Regions from separate parts of the Homo sapiens genome. Here regions 1, 2 and 4 are each linked to region 3. Evidence: chromatin loops called from intact Hi-C (ENCODE). Cell type or tissue: Calu3. All regions are shown on one strand. Each heading gives the region's core, and the rest is flanking DNA. Links, peaks and the distances in the headings are about the cores only.

What was found. Hi-C counts contacts between places; a loop is a spot of excess contacts. Peaks named below come from ENCODE experiments on the same cell type or tissue, not always from the same donor. Only the 100,000 strongest peaks of a DNase experiment are listed, where the experiment ranks them.
Region 1: it touches region 3 in a loop (1.9-fold over the local background); 2 of 110 quality-filtered maps call a loop at or near these places.
Region 2: it touches region 3 in a loop (5-fold over the local background); 5 of 110 quality-filtered maps call a loop at or near these places.
Region 4: it touches region 3 in a loop (3-fold over the local background); 5 of 110 quality-filtered maps call a loop at or near these places.

Annotation. Positions count from the first base shown.
Region 1 is chr7:21,503,526-21,511,888 of GRCh38, forward strand. It overlaps SP4 (Sp4 transcription factor), which reads left to right. Exons shown (of 6, transcript NM_003112.5): 6 at 7,497-8,363. The coding sequence ends at 7,744. Among named protein-coding and RNA genes, the nearest start is that of DNAH11, 35 kb to the right of the region's middle. In Calu3, for the core only: a CTCF peak has its summit at 4,275 (motif pointing left); a DNase peak (open chromatin) is centred at 4,286.
Region 2 is chr7:21,301,392-21,309,754 of GRCh38, forward strand. No RefSeq gene overlaps it. Among named protein-coding and RNA genes, the nearest start is that of SP4, 120 kb to the right of the region's middle. In Calu3, for the core only: no CTCF peak of the experiment used is centred there; no DNase peak of the experiment used is centred there.
Region 3 is chr7:21,363,029-21,371,391 of GRCh38, forward strand. No RefSeq gene overlaps it. Among named protein-coding and RNA genes, the nearest start is that of SP4, 61 kb to the right of the region's middle. RefSeq lists an enhancer at 2,222-2,311 and a silencer at 5,370-5,570. In Calu3, for the core only: no CTCF peak of the experiment used is centred there; a DNase peak (open chromatin) is centred at 3,283.
Region 4 is chr7:21,257,780-21,266,142 of GRCh38, forward strand. No RefSeq gene overlaps it. Among named protein-coding and RNA genes, the nearest start is that of SP4, 170 kb to the right of the region's middle. RefSeq lists an enhancer at 3,537-4,262. In Calu3, for the core only: a CTCF peak has its summit at 4,153; a DNase peak (open chromatin) is centred at 4,152.

The sequences.
Region 1 (8,363 bases), core at 2,015-7,014, 140 kb after region 3:
ATAATTCACCTTAACACCCTTGAGGTAAAGTGGCTTCCATTGTCTGAATTAATATTTTCCATCAGTCCAAAGCTAGGTGAATCTGTTTTAATATTATTTTGACCACATTCCCAGCAGTGGCTGTTGGAAGGGGAAAGGCTTCTACCCAGCCTGAAAGGTAATCTACCATCACCAGTAAATACTTTAGTCTTCCTACTTTGGGCATTTCTGTGAAATCTACTTGAATGCTTTGAAGTGGTCTTACTCCGGAGGTCTTCCTGTTTTCTAATCACCTTTTTGTTTATCTTTTGACAAGTTAACACAATTTCCACATGCTTGTTTAGCAAGGGTATAAATCCCTATACACCCATAATTCCTAAGTATTGTATCACACAAAGCCTGGGGTCCCCATTGACTCCATTTGTGTAATGTAGATACTAGTTTTCTCATTAGGGGTTTACTTATTTCAGGAAGTACCCATTTGCCATCTTCAGTCTGAGTGACCCCTGTCCTGTCTAATTCTTCCTCCTCCTCTCTGGTAAACTGGGGCCTTAATACTAGCTTAGGGATGTTTGGGAGCAGGCTACATAGTCTAATTTCTTCGTCCAGGGAGGCTTGCTTAGCAGCTTCATCTGCAAGCCTGTTTCCTGTAGCTTCTATAGTGTTCCCTTTCTGATGACCATTTACATGAACTATGGCTACCTCTGCTGGAAGGAGGAGGCTTTCTAAAACCTGTTTGACCAGTTCCCCAGGTACCAATTATTTTCCCCTGCTATTTATTAGACCCTGCTCTGTCCAGATTTTTTCAAAAGTGTGTTCCAACCCATTAAGCATATTTAGAATCAGTATATATAGTGCCTTCTTTGGCTTTAAGGAGCTTTATGGCCGGGTTAAGACCATATAATTTACAGATTTGGGCTGACCAGCCATTAGGTAATCTACCTTTCTCACATAGGGAGTGTTTATCTCCATCAGTGACAGCATTGCCATCTCTCGTTCGTCACAACTCATCCACAAAGAGCCTTATCCCATCATGTAGTGGAGCTTCCCTAAGGTTTGGTCCTACTTTGGTTTGTTATTCTATGATATCTAAGCAGTTCTGGTCTGATGTCTTTGATCTCCTCTCCTTTCCATAGGAAACTGGCTGCATTTAGGCAAATATTTGTTGTTACAAGCAAATAATTTTTTTTCTTAATAATATGGCTTCATATTTTATGAAGAACGTGTTCAAACTATCTCCCGGCTTTTGGTTTAATATATTCCTGACCTGGTGTGGAGCGCTTACTATTAGGGCCCCAACAAAGGTTAGCTTTCTACTCTCCTACCAGCAGGGCTGTGGCAGCACTGCTTGCACGTATTTGGGCCACCCCTGAGAGACAGGATCGAGAAGCTTGGAGGCAAAAGCAACAGATTCCCTCTTCCCTCCCCAGGTTTGAGTGAGCACCCCAAGGGTGATCCACTGTTACCAACAGATGGAATGGTTTCTCTAAAGATGAGAGGACCAGGACCGGGGCTGTAATGAGGGCCCGCTTTAGCTCTTTTACCACCTGAATTTCCTTTGAGGACAATTGCAAGGGATTGGGTTCTTCTTTTAGTAACTTGATATATAGAGTCTTTGTCTTTTGATCATATGAGTCAATCCATAACCTATAGTAGCCAGTTAAATCTAAAAATTTTTGGAGTTCTCTTTTTGTCTTAGGCAAAGGCAGACCCACTATTCCCAGTATTCTCTCTGGGTTTATTCTTCACATCCCTTCACTAATCAGGTGTCCTAAATATTTAACTTCTTTTTCTGCAAACTGCAGTTTGTTCTTAGATACTCGCAATCCCCTTTCTCCTAGGAAATTAAGCTTGTGGTGGTTTCTGATACCTCGGTCCTCCTCTCCCCAGAAATTAAAAGATTATCTATGTATTGTAACAACTGGGTTCCCCTGGAAGGTTGAAATTCCTCCAGGACTTTTTCTAAGATTTGACCAAATACGTTTGGGGCTTCTGTGAAACCTTGTGGCAGCACAGTCCAGGGGTACTGTTGTTTTCTCCTAGTTATAGCATCTTCCCATTCAAAGGCAAAGAGGTTCCCTAATCCTAAAGTCTAGGGGACATGCCCAGAATGCATCATTTGGATCCACCACATTGAACCACTTACGTTCATAGGGTATCTTACTAAAGAGGGTGTAGTGTTTAGTCACCACAGGGTGGTAGGTCTGGACAGTTTGATTTATAGCCCTTAGATCTTGTAGCAATCTATACAACCCATCAGGCTCTTTGGGAGAATTGGAGTATTGTAACATGCAGGGTTTTAATTGTCCATCGTTAATCAATCCCTCTATTACCAGTTGGAGACCTTTTCTCCCTTCAGTGGAAATGGGATATTGTTCTCTGCAAACTACTTCTGGTTGTTTTAGGTTAATCTGTAAGGGTGTGATTTTTAACCCTCTGTTGCCTTCCCTAACCCTCACAAGGGGATTTAATTTTTCTTTCCTCCTCCTCTGTCAGGAGGCCCATCATTACTTTTATTTGTCCTTCCTCTATTCCTAATCCTAAACCCAATCTCACAATCAGGTCTCGACACAGGAGGTTAGTTCCTACTTCAGGAACAAGTGACGCCTCAATTTGTTTTGCTCCTGATGTAATTAAAATTTTCTTAAATATTGGAACCTGAAATCCCTCCCCTTTTACCCCTGATACTTTCAATTTTTCCTTAGAGAGTTCTGTAGCCCTTGGTTGGTGAATTAGGGAGGAGTGAGCTGCCCCAGTATCAACCAAAAATGTCACTTCTCCCTCAGGTCCCACCTTCAAATTTATTAAGGGTTCCTGGTGGGATCTACTCAGAAGGTGCTCCTGCCCCCGACTAGTCTTCATCAATAGTCATGAGGGGTATCACCTTTTCTTTTTTCCATTTAGGACATCCTCTCTTCAAATGCCCTGTCTTTCCACACTTGTAACATCCACTCATAGTCTTAGGACCTTTTCCCTGCATTTCCCTTCTTTCTTTGTGTTGAAATCTATAATTCCCTTGTCTCCTAAGTGGGGGATCTTGATGTAAGTCTTTTCTGACTACCTCTTCCACAGTGGAAACCATGATTTTTGCTTTTTGTTTCTGCTTCTCTTCCTTTCTCCTTACAAAGACCCTCTGAGTTTGCCTCAGTAAATCCTCAGTTGGTTTCTCTTTCCATCCATCAATCTTTTGTAATTTTTTGGTAATGTCAGGCCAGCTCTTAATTACAAAGTTAACCTTCAAAAGGCATTGCCCTACTGGGTCCTCTAGATCTAATCCGGAGCATTTTCTCATCTGATCTCTGAGCCTATATAGGAATGCAGAAGGAGTTTCCTCTTTTTCTTGTTGAATCGTGAATGTGTCCTATGTCCTACGAGTGGACTCCTTGATCCCTTTAATTATTAGTTCCTGGAGATCCTACATTTGGGCGCAGTCCCTGGGATCATTATTATCCCATTCAGGATTAACATTTGGAAATTTTTGTTTGGCTGGTGAGACTTCTTGCCTGGGAGGGTGTTGCCTCTCCCAGATGGTCATGTCCACTCTCCTGATCATTCCCCTTTCTCTTCCTATGAATAGGATATTCTTGATGGACATCATTTCAGCCCAGGTGTAAGAGCTGTATCCTAGGAATTGGTCCAGATGGTCTGCTAAACCGAGTGGATCTTCTAGGAGTGGTTTCATTTTTTTCCTGAAATTCCTAATTTCAATACTTGCAAGAGGAGCATTTACAAAGCCAGTCTCTCCCTGTCCCATGGGAACTCCCCTAAGAGGGAACATGCTAGGTGCCTGCTGTGTGGAAGGAATAGGGAAGTTCTCAATATCCCTCTTACAGTGTTCTTTTCTTAAATTTGGATAAGGATTTAGAGGAGCAGTTGGTTTGGCTCCGCCATGGTGTCCAGGTCTTTCCTCCTCTAACCCTCCTGCTGCCCCTTGATTTTCCTGTCCCCTATTTTGTGAGATGTATGGAGGGGCATGGATGATAGGGTCCCAGGGCTTTTCCCTGGGTGAGGGATTTTTACTAGGCTCTTTTTCTTCTTCTTTAAGTGGGAATATGGGGCTAATTCCTTGATCCAGCAGAGAGCATAACCTGTCTCTTGTGAGGTTGGGGTTTTATTATTCACATAGAGAATTAAAGCTTGGCACACCTAATTTTTATCTGAGCCAAACTTAGGCCATAGGACTATGCTGGTAAATGTCAGAGGGAGTCTCTTTGGCTCCCTCTTTCCCTTGTCCCCTAGGCCTAGAATTTCTGTTTCCCATTTTTGGTCAGTCTGTGTCTGAGCTTTTCCCTGTGTTCTCAGCACCCCCTACTGGAGGTTTCTTGCACACCCATGGAATCACTTCATCCATTCTCTGGCCATTCTTTGTCCATTCTCCTCACGGGAGAACGGAACCATGGATTGGGACTCTGCACTTGCTTCATATCTAGGGTACATCTCAGTCACACACACTCAACCTCTGAAAATGCCCAACCACCAAGACAGTACTTACAGTCCAATTTTCCTCCCTTGGCTTCTGCACGAGGTTGCCTGGTTGCTGCAGTGCCTGCTTTTCTCCCTGTGTCGCCTCTGCTGCCTCCTGAATAACAGTCTCAGGTTTGTCTGTGGCTTCTGTGGGGAGCCAGGATGCCCGGACAGAGTGGGCCACCCAAATCGGGTGGGACACCTCTGCCCTCTCGGCTGGAGTCCCACTCCATGCAGGCACAGAGATCCCAGACAGGCCCCCAGGTTTGTGAGAAACACAGATTCACCTGTCCAAACCCAAAGAATGGACTTGGAGACACAAACAATGGAAGCGAGACTTTTAATGGTGGTCTTGCAAGATGGAGTGTCTGGTAGGCAGGCACACCCGGGGCAGTTACAGCAGGTAATTTATTTCCTAGCATCCAAATCTCACTGCAACCTCCACCCCGCCTGGTTCAAGCGATTCTCCTGCCTCAGCCTCCCAAGTAGCTGGGATTACAGGCGTGCATCACCACGCCCAGCTACTTTTTTTGTATTTTTAGTAGAGACAGGGTTTCACCATGTTGGCCAGGCTGGTCTCAAACTCCTGACCTCAGGGTCCACCCACCTCAGCCTCCTAAAGTGCTGGGATTACAGGTGTGAGCCACCGCGCCCAGCCTAAATACAGTTTGTTTGTTTTTTTAAGTAGGCCACTGCCTCCACCTTTGTACAGAGAAATCCCAGGTTCCTCCTGTCAGAACCTAGCTAGACCCTGGAATAAGATACCAAGACCAGGCTTGCCAACTGTGGCTTGGCATAGAGTTTGTGTTTGACCTGGGGTCAGGGCCTTGTCTACACACTTTTTTTTTTTTTTTTTTTTTTTGAGACAAGGCCGTGCTCTGTCATCCAGGCTAGAGTGCAGTGGCTCACTGTAGCCTCAACATTTGCATTACATGTTGATTTATATAATTAATGGATGGTGTTGCTTATTATCGATTGATTGTGAATCTGGCCACGACAAATTTATTCTAATTGTTTATTTTCTCAGATTATTTATGTAAATAGTAATAACTGTAAATAATAATCTATTTCAATTTTTTTCTTCCAGTGATTGTACCTCAGTTCATTTTACTGTCTTATATGTTGGCTTCGTCAGAATGTTTCATATTATGTTGAAAATAGTAATGATATATATAATAGCATTCTTATCTTGTTCCTGATGTATAAAGTAATAGTTCAGAAGTTTCTCCATTAATTATATGTAGGGGTATAGCAGGTAAAAGAAATAAATTTTTATTCCTGGTTTGCCAAGAGCTCTTATCAAAATGTGTTAAATTTTATCACACTGTTTTTATGCTTCTGTTGACCTTTTTTTTCTCTCCTTTAACTTTATGGAATCTTAAGTCATACAAAGTATTTTATTTTTGTGTAGTCAGATTTGTCTATTCTCTCTTTTATAGTTTCTAAATAACCTGTTGTACTTTTTAAAGTACCTTCAAACTCTAGGTTATAGAAATATTTTCCTTTTTTTTTAATACTTGGTTTTAAATCTTTGTAGCATGTATCTTGGTGTGTGGTATGACATGGAGGTGCATCTTCTTTGTGTTACTTCAGATGGATGTTTAATACAATATTGTATTGAGTGCAGTGCTCCTGTAAGTTTTAATATTTGTTTGTAACAATAATAAGGAAGACTAATGGTTTTTTCAAAGTTTACTCAAAAGTAAAAGCACACACGTAAAGAAAAAGAGAATGTAAAGAAAAAGAGAGAATATCTGACGTGGACCAACTTGAGCCTATAGATTTTTTTTATTGGTAAGTCAAAAGCAGGGCCAAGAAAAGAAATTATCCAAATTGAATTTTCTCATTATATTAGTCTGTTTTCATGCTGCTGATAAAGACATACCTAGACTGGGCAATTTACAAAAGAAAGAGGTTTAATTGGACTTACAGTTCCACATGGCTGGGGAGGCCTCACAATCATGGTGGAGGGCAAAGAGGAGCAAATCACATCTCGTGTGGATGGTGGCAGGCAAAGAGAGAATAAGGAAGACACAAAAGCAGAAATCCCTGATAAAACTATCGTATCTTGTGAGGCTTATTCTCAAGAACAGTATGGGGAACCCACCCCCATTATTCAGTTATCTCCCACTGGGTCCCTCCCACAACATGTGGGAATTATGGGAGCACAATTCAAGATGAGATTTGGATGAGGACACAGAGCCAAACCCTATCACTTATTACCCAAGTTTTATCAGACTGGGAAAACAACATTTCAGTCCCTTAAGTAACAATTTTAGAGGGAAGATCTACGGCTAACAGTTATTCATTGTGCACATCAGGATAAACCAGTTAACCAAATTTTGATATGCCTCATTTATTATACACAAAAACAAAAAGGCCTTTTTGTTTTTAGTTAACATTAAACTAGCTTTTATTCCAAAACAAAGAAGTCGGTCCAGTAAAACTATCTTATATTTTGAAGAAAACATATTTAAGAATTGCTTTGGACAACAGAAACTGTTATCTTATGAAACCTAAAAACTTTATTAAATTCTGAATGTAGCATGTGCCTGCCTCCCATTTTTGCCTTGTAAAGAACTCAGTATGCTATTAAATTATTAACTTAGTTTATTTGAAATAGTTCCAAGATATTTCATGCCTCCAAGATTAAAACTAAAACCCAGGTTAGCAGTTTTGAAGAAGAGTGGACATGAGCCTTGAACATTATATATATTTGTTACATCTGATAGAGATATTTTAAATTGTCTGCTAAAAACCCTCTTGCTTTGTAGATGGGAAAACTGAGAGTTCCAGTGGCTATTTACTTGCTCCAGCTTTTATTTCCAGTTCATAGCAGAAGCAGGACTTAAACTTCAGGTCTTTTCGTCTCAATCACATGGTCTTTCTCTTTGCATTGTGTATTTGATAACGTTTTTAAATAAAACAAAGCATTTTGCAACTAGTGAAACTGTACAAAAAGTCATATAATGTGACCAGAAGGGAGATTATTAAAAATTATAATTTCACTTAAGCAAAATGTGTATAACGCCATTTACTGTTTTTCTATGTAGGTGAAAAGAGATTTGAATGCCCGGAATGTTCTAAAAGGTTTATGCGGAGTGATCATCTCTCCAAACATGTCAAAACGCACCAGAATAAAAAAGGTGGTGGGACAGCTCTTGCCATTGTTACCTCGGGAGAACTGGACTCATCTGTTACAGAGGTGCTTGGCTCCCCAAGAATTGTCACAGTTGCAGCCATTTCTCAAGATTCGAATCCAGCAACTCCCAATGTTTCAACCAACATGGAAGAATTCTGAAAAGTTATTTATAACAGAGACCTCTAGTGCTGCACTTGTTTACACACCTTTGAAAATCTGGAAATGGGCTGGTCAAGTGGATTACAGAGTAGGAAATTATGTTTTCATTCTTGGCTTCTTTAAGTATTCCAGGGTTTGGGGTCAACACGTGAAGTGTTGAATTTTAAAAAATACAAAAAGCAGACTGATGTACTGGAAACAGAAAAGTATTTCCTCCATACTATAAGTTGTAGTTGTTTGGAAATATATCACATAACCTTTATACAGAATCTTCCCATCTCTTAATATCATGTGTTAACATGTTTAAAAAGACCTTAGTAGTTTGCAGGCTGGACCTTAATTGGACTTATTTTCTTTGAAAGTACTTTGTTATAAATTCAGTCAGTAATAATTTACGTGTATTCTTTTTCTCTATAGCACAGAAAACAGATAGTTAACTGATGATAGGGATAATACTGTATTTCCTTAGCTTGATTTTTGGAAAATCAACCGAAAATAGTTTGGCCGTCTTTTCTAAATGTTAGAAATTCTTCAACAGTTGAATTAGGTAAGTTCCAAAACAGTAATCTGAGATGCATCTCAGATCTTTATTACCACTACATTATAGTAGTGTGTATGC
Region 2 (8,363 bases), core at 1,341-6,340, 61 kb before region 3:
CCCAGGCTGGAGTACAGTGGCACAAGCACAGCTCACTGCAGCCTCGACCTCTCCAGGCTTAAGCGATCCTCCCATCTCAGCCTCCTGAGTAGCTAGGACAACAGGCACACACCAGCATGCCTGGCTAATTTGCTGTTGTTGTTGTTGTTATAGTTGTTATAGCAAAGGGGTTTCGCTGTGTTGCCCAGGCTGGTTTCCAACTCCTAGGCTATAAAGTAATCTGCCTGCCTTGGCATCCCAAAGTGTTGTTTTATAGGCATGAGCCACCGCACCCAGTCAGCTTTATTCACAAGAGCTAAAACATGGAAGCAACCTAACTGTTCATCAACAGATGAATGGGTAAACAAAATGTGGTATATACATACAATGGAATATTATTTAGTCTGAAAAACGAATACAATTCTGACATATACTGCAATATAAATGAATCTTGAAGACATTATGCTACACAAAATAAGCCAATCACAAAAAGACAAATACTGTATGATCCCACTTATATGAGGTACCTACAGTAGTCAAATTCAGAGACAGAAAGTGGAATGGTACTTGCCAGGGGCTAGGGGTGAGAGAATGGAGAGTTACTCTTCAATGGGTACTGAGTTTCAGTTTGGAATAATGAAAAGTTCTGGAGTTGGATGGTGGTGAGGGTTGCACAACAACGTGAATGTACTTAACACCACTGAACTATACACTTAAAAATGGTTAAAATGTCAATTTTATGTTCTGTGTACTTTACAAAAAATAATCATCATCATCCAGTGAACCTACCTCCAGTGTGAAACTCCTCCTCCAGCTGTCTATGCAGATTATGTATCGGAAAACTGGCTTCCCATCACTTGTGCAGTTATTTGTGTACGTGATTGCAATGCTTTTGTCTTTTGTGTTTTGGTTCACTATATGGAGTAGGCTGCCCCGAAAGCAAATGTATCAGTAACAGTAAGACAAACACTAGACCAGGATATTGTAGAAGAAATTGAAATGCTGACTCCATCTGGACTTTTACCATACAACATTTAAAAGCCTTTGAATCCTATTATTTTCTGAGTATATTTGAGAGCATACAGCCTTTTAGAATCATTTGCCTTTCAAATTGCATTTCTGTAACAATCAATGATTGTACTTGAAACCCTAGGGAAGATGTCTAACTTCTCCATTGTTTTCTGTCATCATTAAAATAGACACTAGTACTTGTAAACAAAACTAGCTAGAGTGTGCTTTAAAATCATTGAATTAATATTATTGTGTAAGTAGAAAAATCCAATTACTACTATAGCGAATATCTACTGTCCTTCATATGGCTAAATCATACTTACAACCATTCCATGCTGTAAAATACCCTCAACAGGTACAAACTGAAAAGAAAAGCCCATAAAGAAGGCCAAAATAAAAAATGAATACTTTTTTTTTGAAATTATACGGAAAGCAAAACCATCAACCCAGTTAAACTTTCAGGTTTTTTCCCAGTGCTCCAATTGAAAATTCCAAAGCGAATATTCCCATAAATATATTCTCTATTTGTCACAAAGAGACACGTGGAAATTAGTTTGCTTCAAAACAATAATACTAAAAAAACCACAAATTCTGATTCCAGTTGACTTAAGAAGAAAGACAAAGTAAAAATAAAAAAGTCTGTTAGACTACAACAAACTTGAACAAGTTCCCAAAGGGCAACTGAAATTTCATCTCCTTTTTTTTCTCTCCTGCTGGCTTCCCCTCACTCTGCCCAGAAAGTCCTAATTTTAGCTGTCAGCAAGAAAATGCTATACAGCTTTAGTAAATCAAATGCTTTTTTACTGGAGACAGTCTCTGGGGGGAATGGAGCTAACTGAAAGATTAGATGGAATTTAATTTTTAATCCAGAAATGTATCCTTAACAGGAGTCCTTTAAATAGCAGATGCCATCTTTTATTATTAATGTGGGTGTTAACCCCAAAGCATGTCACCTCCCAGAAGATTTCTGCAATTCCTTTAGCAAAATGACACTAAGGAAAGCCTGCCTCTTTTTTTGTGGCTAACCCACTGGGCATTTGCTGTGTTCAAAGAGATGAGAAAGGTACACATTCCTACATTCTGTAATGGCAGAAGGACCACAGAGAGAAAAGCACAAATAATCTGGCTTTTCTTCCCCTTTAATCTGTGATCAATTTAAATAGGTTACTTCAGTATGTAGATGTAAGCAGAATATTTCTTTTCAAACATATTGGTTCACCTTCCTTGAGTGTATTCAGAGCCTCTAAAACCAAAGAGAAAGATGACCTAAGATTAAAAAGGCAGGCCACATATGGTGGCTCATGCCTGTAATCCCAGCACTTCCAGAGGCCAAGGCAGGCAGATCGCTTGACCTCAGCAGCTGGAGACCAACCTGGGCACCATGACGAAACCCCATCTCTACAAAAACTTTTAAATGTTAGCCAGGCATGGAGGTGCATGCCTGTAGTCCCAGCTACTCAGGAGGCTGAAATGGGAGGGTGGCTTGAGCTTGGGAGGCAGAGGTTGCAGTGAGCAGTGATCATGCCACAGCAAGTAGCATAAATTAGGTTTCTGGTTTATTTAGGTAGGAATTAGAAATACATCTAAAACAGAATAAAGTTTATTAAATAGTTTTAATTAAGGTAGGGAGATTGAACAACTTCATGTTTAGAATCAAAAATGTGTTCCTGAACCAAACTGAACATTTCATTCACTTTGCTTATATGTTCTCAGAATGAAAAAGAAAAAACAGCAAATGAATCTCTCTCTCCACTCCCAACTTTGGAACCATATTTGTTTGAACCATGTGTATTACCATTTTTTAGGTCAAATACAATTGATATTAGCAATTTCATAATGTTCAAGCTTCACATTGCTTTTCCAAATCATGAAATTTTTAAATATCTGAGCTAATATGGCTATGCAAACACCTATAGTATGATATAATGGACATCAGAGACCCAAAATGGGGAGGGGTGGGAGGAGGATGAGGGAAGAAAAACTACTCATTGGGTACAATGTGTACTATTCAGGTGATGGGTGCACTAAAATCCCAGACTTCACCACTATATAGTTTATCCATGCAACCAAAAATCACCCGTATTCCTAAAGCTATTGAATTAAAAAATTAAAAATTTTAATACATATCTGAGTGAAGGTGCCTCCCACACTGTATATAGATAACCAGATGTTCCCTTTGTGTAAAGACCATAATGTCAATTGGAACATATTTAGACTCTGGGTTTTAAGAAGAATCACATGTGCTATTGGAAATATGCATGTGTATGTGAACTTCTAGTTTAAAGAATGTACCATTGTCTTGCTCTGCTAGTACAACAACTAATCACCACAATGTAGGGATAAGTAAAAAGTCAAGTACTGCATCAAACTACAAAATGATCCTCAATGTTTCTTTTCAAATGCCTTTCTAAACATTCTGACTTATCGTTTGGCAGGCTAGAAGCAGCAGCCCTGCCAGGGGTTAGTCTTGCCCTCGCCCACTTGTGTCTCAGTGAATCTTAGAGAATGTCCTTTTGCTCAAAGGATATCAAAGGAAAGGATCAAGCCCTCGGTATTACTGTGAAATGTCATTTGCACACCACTTTATGTGTTAGTAGAATGCAAGAATGTGAAGTTCAACAAATGGAGCCTTCTATGAGGAATGCGATCAATGAGATTCCAGGCCCTCACTTACGCACACATGTTTTCAGTTGCTAGTGATTTATTTTGCTGATCCTTTCAATTTGTCAACCATGTGAGAATAGATTCTCAGTCTTCAGGATTCTAATACCAATCACATGGCTAAAATTAGAACTCCTGAGTTTGTGCTAAGTGCCTTTAATCTGTATGACTCTGGAAAATAAAAGGGATCTGAGAGCATTAGGGAGAGGTACAGAGACCTCCTCACTGATTAGATTGTCTCCATCTAATCATTTATGGTTCCTGCTTCCAGAAATTAGAGTAGCTGATCACTTATTTATCCTTCCTCTAATTCTGCCACTTGGGTGGAGATCCAAGTCACTCTTAATTTGTCTTATTTTAGCAACATATAATCTAGCTAATTTGCTCCTTAAGAATTAAGTTCCAAGTCAAACGTTTCCCTTTAAGCCTAGATCTTGTTATGTCCAAACAGCCAGGAAAGTTTGGGGAGGGAAAGGAAATCTATCAAATAACTGGATGATTCATCTCAGAGAGCACAATATCTAAGCAGGTGGAAACGCTGCATGAATCAGAAGCACTAATCTGTGTGCTAATGGACCATTTATTTGCATTTCATTTTCCTTGGGGAAAAAAAAAGTCCCATGTCAATCTTTCTAATTTTGAGTGCAATATGCATATCTATTGATATTTAAAGAAAAGAACTGCACACATACTGGTATTCATATCACTAAGCTGCATAATTGGTTTCTGTTTTGAAATACAAAGGTATCAACTAAATGACTCACACAAGGTATTTCCAAACACTCATTTGATAAAATGATTAACACACTGAAAATATTCAAGGTTTTTAATAAACTGGTGGATTTTTGCTAAACATTAAATGACAAGAGGAGTCCAAAAGTTCAAATTGTATAAAATCCAGAGGTACCTTATTCCAAGAGAATAACCAGGCAGAACTGCCCACATAGCAAATCCTTAGTTGTTGGGGTCCAGCTGTATGAATCAACACCGTACTGGCCCCAGCTGTCATTTGGTGCCACTTATACTGGTGCCACTAACCTAGTGGTCTGATCTGACCTAAATATCAACAGGAAAATTCTGGCTTCCATGGCTCCCTGGGACTTCCAGGACTCAAGCAGCAGTTCCAAGAATCTCCTCATTGGCTGGTTCTCAATTCACATGTGTGATTGGGGAGACTGAGGAAGAAAAATACTGTATCTACAAGTCTTTCCTTTTTTCTGCCATTTCCCAAAATTGAGTTTCCTGCTTTATCCACCCTGATTTGAGAATGCAAGCTGGACAGAAAATGAAAGTCAATAACCAATTACAAAATATCCTGATTCACATAATCACAGGATTCTACTCTATTATTTTCAATGTTGTTTTGACAGTGACACCACCTTTGCAAACATTGTGACAGCAAGAGAAGTCTAGCATGGCTGACTCCATGTTTCTCTAGCCTCACAAGCTGGCTGTCTTCACTCATTCCTGAGCATAGGCTGAACTAACCATGGGAGGAATTTAGTTTAATTTTTAAAGCAAGGATAATAGTCCCTCACTAAAACTGCTCCCCTCCTTGTTTAGAGACCACCTCTGTACAACTAATGAAAGGACAGAGATTAGGATTACAGGAGGAGCCTGAATTCTTCAAAGATATAGGCATTGTTTCTATAATCCCTTACTGCTCAGGAGTCGTGTCTAGAGATCACAACTTTTCTGACTTCCCCAATTGCTCCCATAGTTAGCAGCATCACTATTGCAGAAACTAAGATTGAGCTTTTCAGATTTTTTTTCAGACTGTTGCATTCTGGAAACTGACCCTACCTAGACCTGTGACTTATGACTCAAATGGCCCTGTGGCCCCTCACCCAGATGCTGACTCAACACTCAAGGACCACTTTCCACACCCCCATAATTTCACTCCCAGCCAATCAGTAGCACCTGTTCCCTAGCCCCCATCCACCAAAATTACCCATAAAACTCCTAACACCTGAGTTCAAAGAGCAACTGATTTGAGTAATAACTCCAATCATTCCATTTGGCCAGCACTGCATTATTTAAACTCTTTCTTTACTCCAACACCAGTCTCAGTGAATTGGTTTTGTCTGTGCAGCAAGCAAGACGAATCCCTCAGGTGATAACAAATGCTTCTAAGAGCTGTTGGTACTAGGCTGATACTCAGAAATATAGTCTGACCTTCATGTCAGTGTTTTTGTAAGCCGACAATCATTAAACATCCAGTTCTGGAAAAATAACGAATATATTCACTGCTTACATTGGTTACTTCATATAATCATTCAACCTTATGACATAGGCAGACTTATTATTCCCATTTTAAACATGAGAAAACTGAGGCACAGTGAACTAATTGATCAAGGTCACTGTATTCATTTCCTAGTATTAGTTTTCCTTTTAAGCACCCAGTTCCACAAACTGGGTGCTTAAGACAACAGAAACTTATTGTCTCAAAGTTCTGGGTGCTGGAAATCCAAAATCAAGGTGTCAGTAGTGCCATACTTCTCTGAAACTTGTAGGGGAGTGGTTTCCAACCTTCTTGGCACCAGCAAGTCATTTTGTGGATCCAATTTTTCCATGGACCAGATGGTGGAGGGATGGTTTCAGGATGATTCAAGTTCATTACATTTATTGTACACTTTATTTCTATTATTATTACAGTGTAATATATAATAATTATACAACTCACCATAATGTAGAATCAATGGGATTCCTTAGCTTGCTTTCCTGCAACTAGATGGTCCCATCTGCAGTTGATGGGAAACAGTAACAGATCATCAGGCATTAGATTTTCATAAGGAGTGTGCAACCTAGATTCCTCACATGCATTGTTCACAATGGGGTTCATGCTCTGGTCTGTGGCCTGGGGGTTGGGGACCTCTGCTGTAGGGGAATCCTTCTTTGCCTCTTCCTAGTTCCTGGTAACCCCAGATGTTCCCTGGCTGTATATGCATCACTCCACTCCTCCTTGTTCCAACCTAATGTCTTCTCATGGTTTTCTGCTTATGTGTCTCTGTGTCTTTTCATGATCATCTTCTTGTAAGGATACCAATCATATTGGATTAAAACCCCAACCTACTCCAGTATGGCTTCATCTTACCTAATTATATCTACAACTACCATATCCCCAAATAAGGTCACATTCTAAAAAAATGGGGGTTAGGACTTGAATATATCTTTTTGAGGGGACGCAATTTAACCCATAAATGTCACATAGCTAGAAAGTAGGACAGTAAGGATTAGGATTCATGTAATCTGCTGTCTCAAATTTAAGGATATGAAGAAGATAGCAGACAGGATGTTACATCACAGTACATGCAATATCTAAATTGAAAGACATCTTGAACATCTGACCCCTGCCTTAACCTCCTCTGGAAAACAAACATTCTATTGTTGGGTTAGTACTTTAGTTTACTCCCTTAAGATTCTGATGTATTCCTTTTTATACCTTTCGGAATTCAGAGCTATGGTTAATATGAAATTTCCATAAGACACATGAAAGAGCACTTTTTTTTTTTTTTGGTAGAGATGGGTTTTGCTATGTTGTCCAAGCCAGTCTCGAACTCCTAGCCTTAAGCCATCCTCCTGCCTCAGCCTCCCAAAGTGCTGCTGGGGCTGGCATTAGCTAGGATTATAGGTGTGAGCATCATGCCTGGCCTATTTTCTTTACTAATAACAAGTAAACTTCAGCTAGTGCTTACTATACGCAGACATTTTACTAAATACTTTGAGAGCCTTGGTCCATTAGATCATCACAATAATCTCATGAAGCAGGGATCATTATTGCTTTCATTTTATAGATATAGACACTGAAGTGTAGAGAAATCAGTGGACTTGCTCAATGTCATTAAACTGGCTCTATGCAATCTATCTCCAGAGCACAGGCTGTTAACTCTCCTGATCCTTGCCTCTCTCTTCCGAAAGTTAAAAACATGGTGACAATGTTCCAAGGTTGCACTGTCTGGTCACTGCCATTGAAAAAAAGAAACTCTAATTTGGTCACATAACCACCTTGGCTAAATCCTATTCTTCTAAAAGTCTTAGTCTCACTAGTTATATATGTGATCAAATATAAAAATTATATGTAAAAAATTGTGTAAACTTACTTTCACTTGATCGTTGGTCAATGTTTGATTAACTCAAGTTGAATAGAGCAAAATCCCATTACATAATCGATCCATTTATAAGCTTTGTTAATTAAATTAGCTAAAGATTTTTAACTATATTTAGTCTGAACATTTTCTTTTTTCTTATTTTTTATTTATTTTATTTCATTATTTTTGAGACAGGGTCTGGCTCTGTTACCCAGGCTGGAGTACAATGGCTCAAGCTCAGCTCACTGCAACCTCCGCTTCCCAGGCTCAAGCACTTCTCCTGCTTTAGCCTCTAGAGTAGCTGGGACTACAGGTGCACGCCACTGTGCCCAGCTAATTTTTGCATTTTTGGTAGAGGTGAGGTTTCACCAGAACACTTTCTTTTTAAGTACTGCAAATATCTGATAAGGCAAAGTTACAAACTTAAGCAAATCTTCCTCTTATAAATAAGCTAAATTTACAAATAAAAATTTTAAGTTGTCTCAAACATTTGGGTACTATTTGTATGCTTAATAACATTTTCTTACACCTTTCTGCTGAAAATGCATAAGACTTTTAAAACATTTTCAAATTATAACAACGTCGATCCTTTTGACTTTAATACCTAAGTGTCACACTCTATTC
Region 3 (8,363 bases), core at 1,200-6,199:
TTTCGTATTTTCAGTAGAGATGGTATTTTGCCATGTTGCCCAGGCTGGTCTTGAACTCCTGGGCTCAAGCTGTTAGTCCACCTTGGCCTCTGAAAGTGTTGGGATTATAGATGTGAGGCACTGCGCCCGGCCAATAGCTGAATTTTGTTTTATATTTACTTTAAAATTGTTTTTAATGTGCTATCCTTAATAACTGTTATTTGCACTATCTGTCCCATTCTCTAATAAAAGTCAGTGTAAAAGTTTCCATACTTTATGCCATGTAATATATACCCCTACCCACCTAATCAAAATAATATGTATACAGCTCAAAAATCATTATTTCAACAACCAAAAAAACCCTTTTCTCTCCTCTTCTGTCATTCTTTGTTACTTAACCATGGATAATGATTATAATATAGAAATTATCTTTGCAGTTTTTCTAACCTCAGAAGTTTTAGATATGTAGTATCTCAAGGGCCCTTTTAAAATAAGTATCTTATGGGTTTATTTCCTGGATGTAGATAATCTTCATCAAGAGTTCTGTTTGTTAACAATTATTTTCTGACTTTTTCTACACAAAGAGACCCTGCAGTCAATATTTAAAGCATATTATATCTAGCCACACTCAATGCACATTTTATCCCAACATTATACCTTGAGTACAGTATGGTAATGAATGAATGAATCCACCACCATATATATCATTGATTAACATGTATTTATTTATTTATTTATTTATTTTGAGATGGAGTCTCACTCTGTTGCCCAGGCTGGAGTGCAGTGCCGTGATCTTGGCTCACTGCAAGCTCCACCTACTGGGTTCATGGCATTCTCCTGCTTCAGCCTCCCGGGTAGCTCGGACTACAGGTGCCCGCCACCACACCCAGCTAATTTTTTTGCATCGTTAGTAGAAACGGGTTTCACCGTGTTAGCCAGGATGGTCTCGATCTCCTGACCTCGTGATCCGCACGCCTCGGCCTCCCAAAGTGCTGGGATTACAGGCGTGAGCCACAGCACCTGGCCCCATTTATTTATTTAACTAATAATAATTGAGAGTACTATAGGCCAGGTAGTTTGCTAGATAGTGAGCAAACAAAGGTGCAAAAAGACAAGAGACAGACAGCAATCTAAGTGACTCAGTAAGTAAATAGGAGGGACAGCCAACTTAACCTTGCAGGGGGCTGGGTATAGAGGTTAGGGGGTTTGACAAAGGAAGCTTCCTCAGGAAAGAGATCAAAGCTGCAATCTGGAGATTGAGCAGGAATTATCCTGGGAAATAGAAGGAGGAAGTAATAATAGTTAACACTTAAAGTGTCTCCTATGAGCCAGGTACTGTTCTTTACATACAGTAACTCATAGTCTTCAAAACAACCAGGCAATATAGGTACTGCTAGAACACATTATAGACAAGGATACTGCCGCACACAGAAATTAAATAACTTGCTTGAGGCCATGCAGCTGGCAAATGTAGAATCAGATTTCGAGCCCAAACATCTGACCCCAGAGTACTGTCTTTTCCAGGAGAGATAACATAGGCCCAGCAGCAATGGTAAAAAAGAATAATAAGAGACCTTACATTTACAGAGCACTAGCCCAAGCCCCCAACATATATGATTGCATTTATTCCTCATACAATTGTATGAATTAAGTGCTATTTGCATCATCATTGCAAATGTAGATTCAAAGGCTTAAAAATATTGAGGAACCATAATGAGCTACCACTTTACATCCACTCAGATGGTTATAATTTTAAAAAATAGAATATAGCAAGTGTTGGCAAAGATGTGGAGAAATTGGAACACTTGTACATTTTTGCTGGGAGTGTTAAATGCTGCAGCCACTGTGAGAAATAGTTTGGCGGTTACTCAATAAGTTAAACATAGAATTACCATATGACTCAGTAATTCTCATCTTGAGTATATACCCAAAAGAACTGAAAACAAGTGTTCAAACAAAAACTTGCATGGAATATTAATAGCAACACTATCCATAACAGCCAAAAGCTGGAAACAACTCAAATGCCTATCAGCTGATGAATGGATGATCAAAATGTGGTATGTCCATACAGTGGAATTTTATTCAGTTGTGAAAAAGAACTAAGTACTGATACATGCTATGACATGGATGAATCTTAAAAACATTATGCTCTGTGGTTGCCGTTTTGTAGTGAAAAAGAAATTATACTAAGTGAAAGAAACCAGACACAAAAGACCACATATGGTATGATGCCATATATATGAAATATTCAAAGCTGTGAAATCTATAAAGACAGAAAACATACTGGGCCAGACACAATGGCTTATGCTTATAATTCCAGCACTTTGGGAGGCTTAAGGCCAGGAGTTCAAAACCAGCCTGGTCAACATAGCAAGACCCCATCCCCACAAATGAAATTTTTTAAAGAAAATTAGCCAGGTGTGGTGACATGCACCTGTAATCCCAGCTGAGGTAGGAGGATTCCTTGGGTCTAGGAGTTCAAGTCTGCAGTCAGCCGTGATTGCACCACTGCACTCCAGCCTGGGCAACAGAGCAAGACCCTGTATCCAGAAAAACAACAACAACAACAACAAAAATCCAGATTATTGGTTGCCAGGAACTGGAGGGACAAGGAATAGAAAGTGGTTGCTTAATAGGTACAGGGTTTCCTTTTGCAGTGGTGAAAATATTCTGGAACTAGATAGTGGTGATGGATGTACAATCTTGTTTTTTGTTATGTGTATTTTATCACAGTTTTTAAAAGTAAAAAAAAAGTTGAGTAATTTGTTCAAGGTTGCACAGCATAACTAGGAAAAGGTGGATTTGAACTCATGCAGGAAAGACATTTCAAGAATTCCAAGTTGTTTGATAGGACTACATTGAAGTACATGCAAGTGGGTGGAAGAGAAGAAAAAATGGCAAAAGTTGAGGCAAAGGTAGGAATCAGAGTCTTTGTCATGAAGACACATTTTAAAGTGAATGGAGACAACCGTTGAGGCACTGACACAGGAATAGGGAGCCTGAGGATGAGAGAAGGGCACCAACCCCTCACTGAAGTCAGAGTGCTCCTCGCTAGATGAACTGTGTCTTCTGGGTGTCTGAATAGAGAAAGTGACCACTGAAACACAATAATTGCCGCAGTTGGTCAACATCCATCCCCCACTCCCAACCTAACAGTGAAAATAGAGCTATTCATTTCTATACCTCAAATACCTCTTTTGTAAAGAGAGATAATAAAAGTTCCTATTTCATAAACTTGCCATAAGGATCAAATGAGTTAATATACGCAAAATTCTTGGAACAGTGCCTGGCACAAAGTCAACACCACAGAAATGTTTGCTATTACAGTTTTGTTATTATTACCTCGATGGTTTCCATAAAGTGTCCCTCAGACCTTTTCATTTTTATCATGTATGATAAAACCAGGTGCTGTCTTATCTGGAATGTTTGCCCAAGCACATTACGTTTTGTTAACAGAGGATGAATCATTGAAACCTGACCTCATGGGAAATAGCATTATCTGCCATTTCATCTGTATTTTGCAACTACAACATACATTTCCTTCCCAGTTGCTTTGAATACAGAGAAAAAAAATGTTCTTCTCAGACTTCTTTGTACTTGTCCACAAATAATTTAGTAGTGCTAATTAGGAGAGTCCTAAAAAAATTTTAATACAATGCAATAAAATAAGAAACTATACCTAATAGTTCAGGTAGAAGATGATATTTTAGACTTTCAAGCAAAAATGCACACTTTTTATCATTACAAATATTGCATACACATTATGCTGTTTCATACAAATTCACAATTACAGAGGACAAAGGCAAAGAAAAAGAGACATTTTTAGATTCTGCAACTGTCCATCATGCTTTAGAACTTTCTGCACCAAGATTCACTAATCAGCTCTCACTGATCAGTCCTCATTATGTAAAATGTGTATCAGTGAAATGTGAAAATGAGCCCTCTTTCACTGTAACCAGACCTGCGGAAAGAATTTTAAATCTTGACATTTGAGGCTCTTTACTAATGACAACAGTGTGATAAACAGTTCATTAATCCTATTTATCAGGCTGAGAAATAAGCCAAAATTGCCATAGGCAAGTAACACTATAAAGGAGTTTTTAAAAAACAAGGAGGTACTTTATGGTTCTTTAATCTAAACCAAGGACTTAGTTTTTTTTCTGTAAAGGGTCAGTGAGTAAATATCTCTGGTCTTGTCAGTCATCACAACTCTATCATAACTACTCAACCCTGCCACCGTAATGTGAAAGTCGCCATGGACATTATGTAAACAAATGGGCCTGGCTGTGTTCCAATAAAACTTTATTTACACAGGCTACAACATGGATGAATCTTAAAACATTATGCTAAGTGGAATAAGCTAGACACAAAAGGACAAATATCGTATCATTCCATTTATATGAGGTATCTAGATTTGGCAAATTCACAGAGATGGAAAGTAGAATGGTGGTTGCCAGAGGCTGGAAAGAGAGGGAAATGGGGAGTGAGTGTTTAATGGGCCCAGAGTTTCTGACTGGGATAATGAAAAAGTTCTGAGGCCAGGCATGGAGGCTCACGCCTGTAATCTCAATACTTTGGGATACCAAGGCGGGTGGATCACCTGAGGTAAGGAGTTACGAGACCAGCCTGGCCAACATGGTGAAACCTCGTCTCTACTAAAAATACAAAAATTATTCAGGCATGGTGGCAGACGCCCATAATCCCAGCTGCTCAGGAAGTTGAAGCTGGAGAATCGTTTGAACCCAGGAGGCAGAGGTTGCGGCGAGCCGAGATTGCACCACTGCACTGCAGCCTGGGCGACAGAGTGAGACACCATCTCAACAACAACAAAAAGTTCTGGAGGTGAGTAGTGGTAATGGTTGCATACCCCTATGAATGTACTTAATGCCACTGAACTACACACTTAAAAATGGTTAAAATGATAAATTTTAAGTTATGTATATTTAACTACAGTTTTTAAAGAAAACGTATTTATAAAAACAGGCAGTCGGCCTAAGTGCAATAGCTTGCAGACCCCTGATGTAAACTTTCTTGTCCTTCTCACTATACTTCTTCCTTTGCCTCATACATCTTTGTAGTTGCTGTTGTTGTTGCTATTGCTGCTCCTCATTTCATTTCTTGATTAACCTGTGCAGCCAAAATGTTGTTTTGTGTGCAGCGGAAAAGAAAACCATCTGCACTCATTGAGGGTTACAGTTCTGTCTAAAGGTTGTTCATTCTGGAGCTCATAGCTTCAGCAGATGCAGATCTAGAATTATAAATATAAGAGTATGCCGTTCTGTGCTTTCAAAATGGCCATAGTGATACAAAAACATTTCAGGACAGATGGGCTGGTTTCCACGTTTTCTGGTGGGGGTCTAAAAAGGCTTCACTTTTGTTTGTCAATGGCCAGTAGCACAGATTAGAGTGCTGGTGTTAAGAGTGCACCTGTCAACCATGGATGTCAAGAGCTTTTCTCTATGTGAAGGTTTTGGCTCTTGTACAAGTTGAACCCTCAGCCTTGACTCATCTCTCTGCTTTGACTGATTAGGTCAATTGATCATAAATCATCTTCCAAAGACTGGCCAGTGCTCAAGCTTTCAGGTCAAACCTGATTCCTCAAAATAGAAACTCAGGCAAACAGAAATGTTCACATTTTAAAAGGAAACCTATTTTAAAATGAATATTTTGAAAATACAAATTATTAACATTATTATTGGAAGATAACTTTAAGGGGGTCAAATCAGTCTATTAAAACCTCTTAACAATTAGAATCAGACTGGGCGTGGTGGCTTACTCCTGTAACCTCAGCACTTTGGGCAGGAGCATCACTTGAAGCTCGGAGTTTGAGAGCAGCCTGGGCAACATAGCAAGACCTCATCTCTACAAAACATCAAAAATTTTTGACCAGGTGCAGTGGCTTGTTCCTGTAATCCCAACAGTTTGGGAGGCCAAGGTGGGAGGATCACTGGAGCCCAGGAGTACAAAACCAGACTAGGCAACATGGCGAAACCTCATCTCTACCAAAAAAAATATTAGCCAGGTGTGGTGGCACACACTTTTAGTCCCAGCTCCTCGGGGGGCTAAGGTGGGAGGCTTGAGCCCAGGAGGTCGAGGCTGCAGTGAGCCAGGATTGTACCACTGCACTCCAGCCTGGGTGACAGAGCCAGACCTTGTCTCAAAAAAAAAAAAAAGAAAAAAAAAATTAGCTGGCTGCAGTGGTGCATGCCTATAGTCCTAGCTACTTGCGAGGCTGAGGCCAGAGGTTCCTTTAAGCTCAACCTTATGAGTTAAAGGTTACAGTGAGCTATTATTGCACCACTGTGTTGCCTGGGTGAGAGTGAAACCCTGTCTTTTAAATTAAAAAAAAAATAGAATTCCTTCTTTACTATTAACTTGAATCTAGTGCACCAAAATTGATGACCAAAGAGTTGGCCAACGTAAGCTACCTTTGATGGAGCTGAAACCACAGTGGTAATAAATTCTGTATCTTTAATGAAATGAAAATTATTTTTATTAATCTGAGAAAACAAAGCTCTAACAAAGCTATTAATTTCTAAAGGATTTTTTTTTTTTTTTTGAGATGGAGTTTTGCTCTTGTCACACAGGCTGGAGTGCAACAGCGCAATCTCAGCTCACTGCAACCTCTGCCTTCTGGATTCAAGCAATTCTCCTGCCTTAGCCTCCCGAGTAACTGGGATTACAAACACCCGCCACCATGCCCGGCTAATTTTTATATTTTTAATAGAGATGAGGTTTCACCATCTCGAACTCCTAACCTCAGGTGATCCACCCGCCTCGGCCTCACAAAGTGCTAGGATTACAGGCGTGAGTCACCACGCCTGGGCTTCCAAAAGGATTTTTACCTAAAGGGAAAAAAAAATCTATTATTAGTATTATTTACTAATCATCCAACATTTTTAAAGCACCTTCAATACCTGCTTAAAAGACTAAAATCATATGACTTGCACACTTCAATAATTCTTCGTGTTTTTATTTTTTCTCTAATTTTTCTAATGAGTCTTTGCATGGCAAAGTGCAAAAGACATTGATTTTAGAAATTTCAAAAATGCAGACATCAAAGAGCCTCAACAATTTTATTTGATATAACAAAAATAGATTGTTTTAAATTTTTAATGCCATTCTCACTTTTTTTCTTTTAACACTTGACTCTTCTATCAATAAAACACGAATTGGTTGAAAACAACTTATTGGACTTTGTAAGGGCAAATATTGTTTTCAAATAAAAAGATAGATTTGTATTTGAAACCGCATTTTATTTAAATAATTTTAATTTGCATATATGAAAAAATGTGTTAAAATGTTTACTAATACGAAAATGCAGAAGTAGCACGTTGTCTACTTTAGCCATATATCTATTGTAGTCTCTCTACATTGTGCAGGTCCTCAGGTGTGAGGGGGAAGACAGACAGCAGGTGTCTGAGAATTTATAATCACCAAAATGATTAGGTTACAACACTCATTTCTAAACACGTGAAGTATTTACAGATCACTTGAAGAATCACTCTAGTTTTCGGGATGTGACTCGTTGACCTTCAAAAGTGGAAGCAAGTGAATTTGCCATCAGGCTCCTTCTTTCATTTTGAAGTTTAATATAGTGCCACTGGCTCTCCAATATCCATGGTGCCAATTTCCCACTGATGTCTTATATCTTGGGTTTCCGTTCCCTTGTTAGAAAAGTATAGTGATGAAATAGGTGAGGTAACTTTGAGATCAGAAAGCCCATGTAATTACATAGTGTTTCCAGCACAATCTACAACGCTCTGACACCGGATATCAGCACAACAATAAGTAAGGGCAAAAAGCTTGTCAGGGAAGTTTGGCAATGAGTATAGCCTCAGGTAAACACAAAGGCGGTGGCTGTTAACTCTTAGAAATCAGAATGTTTATGTGGAGAATAAGTTGGCATCTCCTGATCATTTCTAGGGGGTCTTTTTGTGAGGCTCATTAAAAAAAAAAAAAAGACCAAAGACAAGATGTCGTGTACATAAAGTGAATGCCTCTCTTCTGAGAAGAATCATTCACAAAAAGGATTATTTCCAACCACAAGGGGATATGCATAGTTGTTAGAATTACATAAAACATTTCTTTTCTAAAACTGTCTTATAATTCTGCAATTTGAAAAATTTAACTAGCTGCACTAATTGGACTCACACAAATAAAGCCTCCAATTTTCTTATTGAAAATTGAAGTCCACCCTGTTAGTATTTTCCCTTCATAACGATGACTCTCCGGGGCCCTGAATGCCTGCTGAGCTTTCCAAAAAAAACATTTTTGTCATTTTAAATGATTTGTCTCTGACTATACATAAAAGCAATTAGAACAAATACTTTTATTTAAATGTATGTGCTGAGCATTTTTTTCTTTGGCTGGTTTCTCGATTT
Region 4 (8,363 bases), core at 1,998-6,997, 100 kb before region 3:
ATAGAATAAATCTAGATGCCCACCAAGGACAGACTGGATAAAGAAAGTGTGGTACATATACATCATGAAATACTATGCAGCCACAAAAAAGAACAAGATCGTGTCTTTTGTGGGAACATGGATGGAGCTGGAGGCTATTATCCTTGGCAAACTAGTGCAGGAACAGAAAATCAAATACCAGATATTCTCACATATAAGTGGGAGTTCAATGATGAGAACTCATGAACACAAAGAAGGAAACAACAGACACTATTGTTGAGTCTACTCAAGACTCTGTTGTTGGGTCTACTTGAGAATGGAAAGGGGGAGGAAGGAGAGGAGCAGAAAAGATAACTATTGGGTACTGCACTTAATACCTGAGTGATGAAATAACCTGTATAGCAAACCCCCATGACACGACTTTACCTATGTAAAAAACCTTCACATGTACCCCCAAACCTAAAATAAAAGTTAAAAAAGAAAAGAATGATCTTATAAACACAGAGATTAACACTGCTAACATTAAGATATGTATGCTTCCAGATATTTCCTATACACATATACATACTTACAAAAGTGGAATCACACTCTTTCTGCTGTTTCACAGCCTCCTCTATTCACATGGATATAAAAGATATCATGGACATCTTTTCATGTCAGTATGTGTAGATAATAACAGCTCACATCTACTGAGTGCTTACCATGTGCTAGGCACCTTTCTATGCATTTTGCATGAGTTGTTCCATTAATTTCCACAACATCCCTATGAAGTAGGTACTATTATTTCCCCCATTTTTTTAGAAGAGAAAAGAGATTAACTAGTGGCCAACACACAGACCCCACATGTTAATCTCTTGGCTTTTTAAGGGCTATGTTAGATTCTGCTGTATGGACTTACCAACCTTCTTCATTGGTGCGTAGTTCCATGTTTCTGGAAAGAGCAATTTCCAGAAAGAACAACTCCGGTATCCAAACTAGTTGCTTGTGTCCTCTCACATGTAAATATACCTCAAACTATCTCAACTTTGCTGATCCCATTATCTTTTTAGAACTCCCTTCTCCCTCTCCATGTTTTCCTAAAATTTACCCAGATCCACTTTTCAGGACTCCTGAACCTATCTTATCACTGCCACTGAGACACAGCAACTAACTCAGGAGTGACATGCCCAGAATCCAAACCTAAACTGTGCTATGTATCAACCAAGTGACCTTAGGCATGACTTAGTCCACCCAAGCCACATTTTTCTTATCAGTAAAATGAGGATAAAATATCTACCTCACAGAGCTATTTGGTAGTCTCAAATAGCATAGATACGCATGTACCTGGCAAATAGTAAATTCTTAATAAATGTCAGAGAGAAATGCCCCCTTGCTTGAATGAGGACCTCAAGGTCAAAGGGAGAGAAAATAGCAGATCCTACATTGCTATAAAAGACAAACTCCTTTGGGAGGCCAAGGTGGGTGGATCACTTGAGGTCAGGAGTTTAAGACCAGCCTAGCCAACATGGTGAAACCCTGTCTCTACCAAAAATACAACAATTAGCTGGGTGTGGTGGTGGGGGCCTATAATCCTAGCTACTTGGGAGGCTGAGGCAGAAGAATCGCTTGAACCAGGGAAGCAGAGGCTGCAGTGAGCTGAGATTGTGCCACTGCACTCCAGCCTGGGCAACAGAGCGAGAATCAGTCTCAAAAAAAAAAAAAAAAAAAAAAAGACAAACTCAAATTTTAATGCTAGACTTCTGTGTCTAAGAACTTTGAGGATTCCAGGTTATATTATCTTTATCTTGATACACACATATGAAGAAAACCCTAAATGAATCTTTTTCTTGGCTATATTTGAATGGAAATTTTTGGAAAGCAAATTTAAAAGATCAAACAAATATTTATTGGGACAGATTTTTTGCAACCCAATAAAATAAAGCCCTGAGAGAAGGAAGTCTAACAGAGGGCAAAGCAAACTATAATCCCTTGCTGGTCAGTCTTCTTTTTCCTACAAAATGTCTAGGAATACCTATAAATACTAAATTATGAAGATTTGAAAAACATACTCTGGACTCATGCTCCATCACTTGTGCTCAGGGACTGTTTAATTGGAGCCAGTACCAAGATGCTAATTCCAAATTTATTCCTCAAAATGATTTCTGCTCCAAATTTAAGCACCCCTCTTAGTTGGCCCAACTTAGTGAATGTCAGAATTTGAGATGAGAGCTGACTGATGAGACTCCAAGCATGGGATGGTGAGGAAGAGCCAGAGGAATTGGCTAAAACATTAGCACCATGCTTCCAGGCATTCACACTGTGCAAATGCTTCTGCGGTGGGCAGGCCTCCTTATTATCTGCAGGTTCCCAAACCAGGAAGACTGTGAGCCATTCCCCCTCAAAGACCAAAGGCGTGGATGCAAATTTGCCCTTATTGCCCAGAGTGGCAGAAATCACTAGAGCACATGGGCTGAGGCATGGCCACATATACCGATGTGTAAGCCACTTATGTGATGGACAGTTTCCTTTCCTTTTATTTTATTTTATTTTGATACAAGGTCTTACTCTGTCCCCCAGGCTGGAGTGCAGTGGCAAGATCATGGCTCACTGCAGCCTCAACCTCCCTGGGCTCAGGTGATGCTCCTACCTCAGCCTCCCAGATAGCTGAGACTACAGGTGTATGCCATCATGCCTACCTAATTTTTTTTTTTTTTTTTTTGACATGGAGATGAGGTTTCTCTATGTTGCCCAAGCTGGTCTCAAACTCCTAGGCTCAAGCAATCCTCCCACCTTGGCCTCCCAAAATGCTGAGATTACAGGCGTCAGCCATTATGTCTGGCCACCATTTATTTTTGAGAGAGATCCCTGAACCAACACCAAAAATGAAAAATGGCCCCTGTTTGATATTTACCCTTTGGGATTGTCTAGTCGTGATTTAGCCAAGAGGTCTGTCTGTAGCATCTACATCTGCTATCATTCCTGGTCAGGTACATGATCCATGGACCCAACCTTAGGAGTGAAGTTAATTCCGTTGAGTCTAGGTAGTTCTGAGTTTCCACATCATCTCATGCACTTTTCATGAGAACGCCTTTTGCCTGGTATTTAACAGATGAGGCAGCTGAGGTGTAGGTAAAGAGATTTCCCCAAGCTCTCAAAGATGCTCATAAAGTAGCGTAACACACAGAATGAAATAGCTGATCCTCAGACCCAGATCTTCTGATTTTAAGCCCAGGATTTTTTCAGTGATCTGGGAACTGCTTTCCCCATAGATTTTCCAAGTGTTACCAATTACTGCCAGTCCTGGTAGGTCCCTGTGTAATACAAGGAACTTCCATAGTAACAGCCTGCTTGTTTCCTCCACTGGGGATGTTTGAAGCCACTAAAACACACATCAAAACTGACATTTATAACTCCTAGTTTTACAGCCTGTACTTCAGAAAGTGATATGTATCAATCTAGCTACTGACATTTAGGGCTAAAAAAAAAAAACAAACCCTGAGGTAATATGATTGGCCACATTCTGTTTTTTTTTTTTTTTTCCCGATATTGCAACCACTGGACTTAAATAGAAAATGTTCAAAAGACCCCAAATGTCACAGTCAAGAACTGCATCTAATTACTAACCAATTAGGTAACATCGTTGGTCTAACTGGCTCGGAGGGAAAGAAAAATGAAAGCCTCAGGACATAAGCCTACAAGGCATTCCAACTTGGTACTGGGGTTGCAAAGCAGAAGTACTTCCTTTTTTAATCTTTCAGCATTTATACTGTATTCCATCTTTAGAGAGAGAGTTAATTTTTCTGTGCTTAGTTTACTAGTTTGTAGAACTCAGCGACTATCTCTGAATAAGGCATAAGGAAGAAAAGTTTGCCACACAGTACCAATTGGGAAAAGCTAACTTATCATTCAGTAACAGGCACTCCCCAGATCTCAGTGACTTTACATTACAAAGGTTAACTGCTCGCTCACAGAACACATCCATCTCCATTTGACAGGGAACTCTCATTCATGTGGTTCTCACGCTGAGACCTGGCTGACAGCAATATCTGGAATATTCTGGTCACTGTGGCTAAGGGGAAGTAAACTCTGGAGGGGCTCACACCAGCAATACTTTGACCTGGAAGTGACATGTGCTATTATTACCTCCTACATCTCTCTTGTAAGAACAAGTAACATGGCCTTATCCTACCCCACCACAAGAGGGCCAGGCAGTGTGGTCCCACCAGAGCAGAAAGCAGGAAATACTCAATATACCACCCTCATGGCTGGTGGTACTGGGATAAAAATTGCATCTCAGAAAGAAAAAAACAAGTCTCTTTTCAACATATTCTGCTATTCTGATGCTTGCCTTTGACGTTGTCGTTCACGTGAAAACCAAACATTGTAAAATGTGTATGTTAAAGGGAATTTGGAAAATAGAAACACAAATTTTGAGCTATTAATGTTTTGTGAATGTCCATAGTGTAACACCCAAACATCCACACATTCATTCATTCATGAATCTATTCCCCATGCAGATGTTAACTGAGCAATAGACAGATGATGAGGACATGCACAAAGCAGTCCCTTCACTCCTAGAACTGACAGTACCTGGGGGAGATGGCCTGCCATGCACCACTACCACAGTGTGACAGAGGAAGAAGGGGCCAGAAGCACATAGGAGGGGCGCCCAATCCAGTTAGAGCGTCAACAGAGACTGCCGGGAGGATAGTACCCCTAGGCTGAGACATGAGAGAAAGGAAACACATTTTGGTACATTTCCTTTCAGTCTGTTTCCCTCTAAGCCTAGTTTGTTATTTTTACATAATTGTAAGAAAACTGTTTAGCCGAATTTGTATACTGCTGTGCAGAAAACTAGGTCTTTAGAGTTTCACTTTTTAACTCAGAGAAATCCATATGACAACAGTTTCTTACTTCCAATAAAACTTCAGCATATGAACAAAATTTGCAAATGTGGAATTTTATGATGCTGATACAGAAAACATATGTTAACTAAGAATGAGCTTGTATTTTTACTTCTCAGTATTTTATTGCCTTAGCCAGGCTGTCAACCAAATATATAAATTTCAAACATTAAGAGGTACAAATCAACCCACTAAAATATCTGTCAGAGCTTTCTGCATTAATCAACTGTGATGTATTGTAACATACAGGGAAAAAAATTGTGACAGAAATTCAAAACTAATCGAATAAGCATAATATTAAAAAGCATGAATTTGAGTTATTACTTAAGCTTAAATAAAAGAGTGGAGCGAAAACTTCCTGTAGTACCTGCACATTGCAGTTTATTATAAATTTTCTACGTGTTATAGAAAATTAAACTGTGTACTACTTATAAAAGGGTTTTAATTTAATTGGACACATTCAAGTTATATTAAAATATATTTCAAACCTATTTTGGTTGCTTTAAAGAGTAGCTTAAAATTCTACACTCAATGTTGACTAATATTTTAAAATTCTTTAAAATTTTGGCCAAAAAGGGCTAATTTCTTAATAAGTATATCTCTCTTTAGCCAAGAGCCAACATCATGTCTGATGGTGAAACACCAAAGGCGTTTCCATTAAAATTCAAAAAGATAAAGAAAAGATTGTCCCATCATAAATATTAAATAACAGTTTTCAGAATATTCTGGCTAGTTCTCAAAATAAGATTAGAAATAAGAGGAATAAACATTGGAAGGAGGGGAATTATCATTATTTTTCATGAACAAAATTATATACTTAGAAAGCCCATAAAAATCTCTCATAATCATTAAGAATTTCACTAAAAGTGATAGATGAATCTGCACAGTCAACCACTATTTTAAATAAGTATAAAAATGTTAAAAATACAAAAGCTAAGATTAATTATGCTTATAATCATAGCAATGTGTAAAAACACACCTGGAATAAATGCTAAAAAAATGTGCATAAATCATAATAAATAAATTACAAAGTATTTCTCTGAAGATTTAAAAAATTTGTCTCCATAAAAGCCCAAATAATATGAAGATAATTCATCCCAAATTGATTGATGACCAGCTGGGCATGGTGGCTCACGCCTGTAATCCCAGCACCTTGGGAGGCCGAGGCGGGTGGATCACCTGAGGTCTAGAGTTCAAGACCAGCCTGGCCAACATGGTGAAACCCCATCTCTACTAAAAATACAAAAATTAGCCGGGTGTGGTGGCACACGCCTGTAGTCCCAGCTACTCAGGAGGCTGAGGCAGGATAATTGCTTGAACCGGGGAGGCAGAGGTTGCAGTGAGAGGAGATCATGCCAATGCACTCCAGTCTGGGTGACAGAGTGAGACTTTGTCTCAAAAAAAAAAAAAAAATTGATTGATGAGCTTAAAGTTATTCCAGTTGAAGTATTTTCTGTCTCTAACTGGATTAATTGAATTATCTTAGATTTTTCCCATTCTGTTAGCTAAGAAGTTATATTTATTCATCTGCTACTCTAGTATTTTTCCTTAGATTTTAAACAAAACAATGTAAATGTGTTTCTCTATCGATATCAAGACTTATGTCATAACCTACTCTCCCACCCCATTCTACAACTACCAGTAATTCCTATATTTAGCTGAGATCACCTGGAATTTTAGTTGTTTTTGTTTTTTGTTTTTTGTTTTCTGAGACAGGGGTCTCACTCTGTCACCCAAGCTGGAGTACAGAGGCACAAACTCCACAAACTGCAGCCTCAACTTCCTGGGTACAAGCTATCCTCCCTCCTCAGCCTCCCAAACAGCTGGGACTACAGGCACATACCACCATTCCTGGCTAATTTCTGTATTTTGTAGAGATGGAGTTTCACCATGTGTTTCCCAAGCTGGTCTCAAACTCCTGGCCTCAATTGATCTGCCTGCCTCAGCCTCCCAAAGTGCTGGGATTACAAGTATGAGCCACCACACCTGGCCTTAGTTCTATATTACTATTTTTTTCGGAAAGTTTTAAAACCAATTTGCCATAACATCTCAGCCACTTTGTTTAAACTGAAGCATATTTTTACTGGTGTCTTTATATATTTATGTGACTATTCACAGACTTCTCATAGCTCATAGTTCCACCCCTCACTTCCCCACACACACTTCTAAAAGTATTATTCTATCTTTCCAACTGTGTTTCTGATGCCAACTGATACTCGTTTCAGGGAAATGGGCAAGTTGAAAAGTATAGGGGTGTACTTGCCTGCTTGATAATTTATATTAGAAAAGGCAGGGAGTTACTCTAGAAAGAAGCGGGGAAATAAATAAATTCAAACAGTTATGGGCATGGGCATAGGGTGAAAAAAATTATGGAGATCTTAGAATAAAGAAGAGAGATGTCAGGGCAGGTGGCATATATGGGAGACATTAAGAGACAAAAACAGGCTAGAGGATTTGAAAAAGTTTTATAGTGCACACTAATGTAATTCCCCTTTGACATTTTCTCCATAAATTTCATAAAATATTTTAGTTGATTTTAATTTTATCTATTTATTTGTTTGCTTATTTGTTTGCTTTACCATTATATCTTTGAATGTGACTCCTTATTTAAATTGCATTAGAGGGTGCTTCAGCTTTATATGGATTTTATTTATATATCATTCTATAATATACAAATCATACCATTCTATGAATTAAGAAATTCAGACCCAGACAGAAAAATCCAGTTCCTTTGGCACCTGAGTAGTTGTCAAAGACTTCAATGAATCAATCAGTTACTTTTCATTTTATAACAAGTCATCTCAAAACTTAGTGGCTTAAAACTACGAACAGGGCCAGGTGCAGTGGCTCATGCCTGCAATCCTAGTGCTTTGGGAGGCCGAGGCAGGAGGATCACTTGAGCCCAGGAGTTCAAGGCTGCAGTGAGCCATGATTATATCACTGCACTTCAGCCTGGGTGACAGAGTGAGACTCTGTCTCAAACAAACAAAAACTTCAAACAGTTATTATTTGTCATGATTCTGTGGGTTGGCATGGCTGCCCATAATTCACATAATAGCAGAAAGATGCCCAAAAGCCTCTTCTTGAGTTACCTTTGCTATTGTCCCATTGGCCAAAGCAAATTCTCTGGCAAAGCCCAGAATTAGTATGGGAAGTAGAGTCTATTTATTGATAGAAATTGCTGCAAATCACATTTCAAAAGGGTGTGGATAGACAGCGGGGAATGATTTGTGGCCATTGGTGCAATCTCCTATTCTCAGGGAGAGAACACGTTAGTAGTGTAGTTTATCTAATTTACAGGCCTCAATACCTAAAGTGAACTGCTATAAACTAAAAAGCAGTTAACTGGGGAGCTAGAACTACCAGTACTGGGTCTGCACAGAAAAACTTGAGTGGCTTGCCTACAAATAGTGGGACATCCTGGGTCATGGCATTTTTTGTGTGCTAAAACTGGGACAGTCTCAGGAAAACCAGTGTGGTTGATCATCCTACAATGAGTAG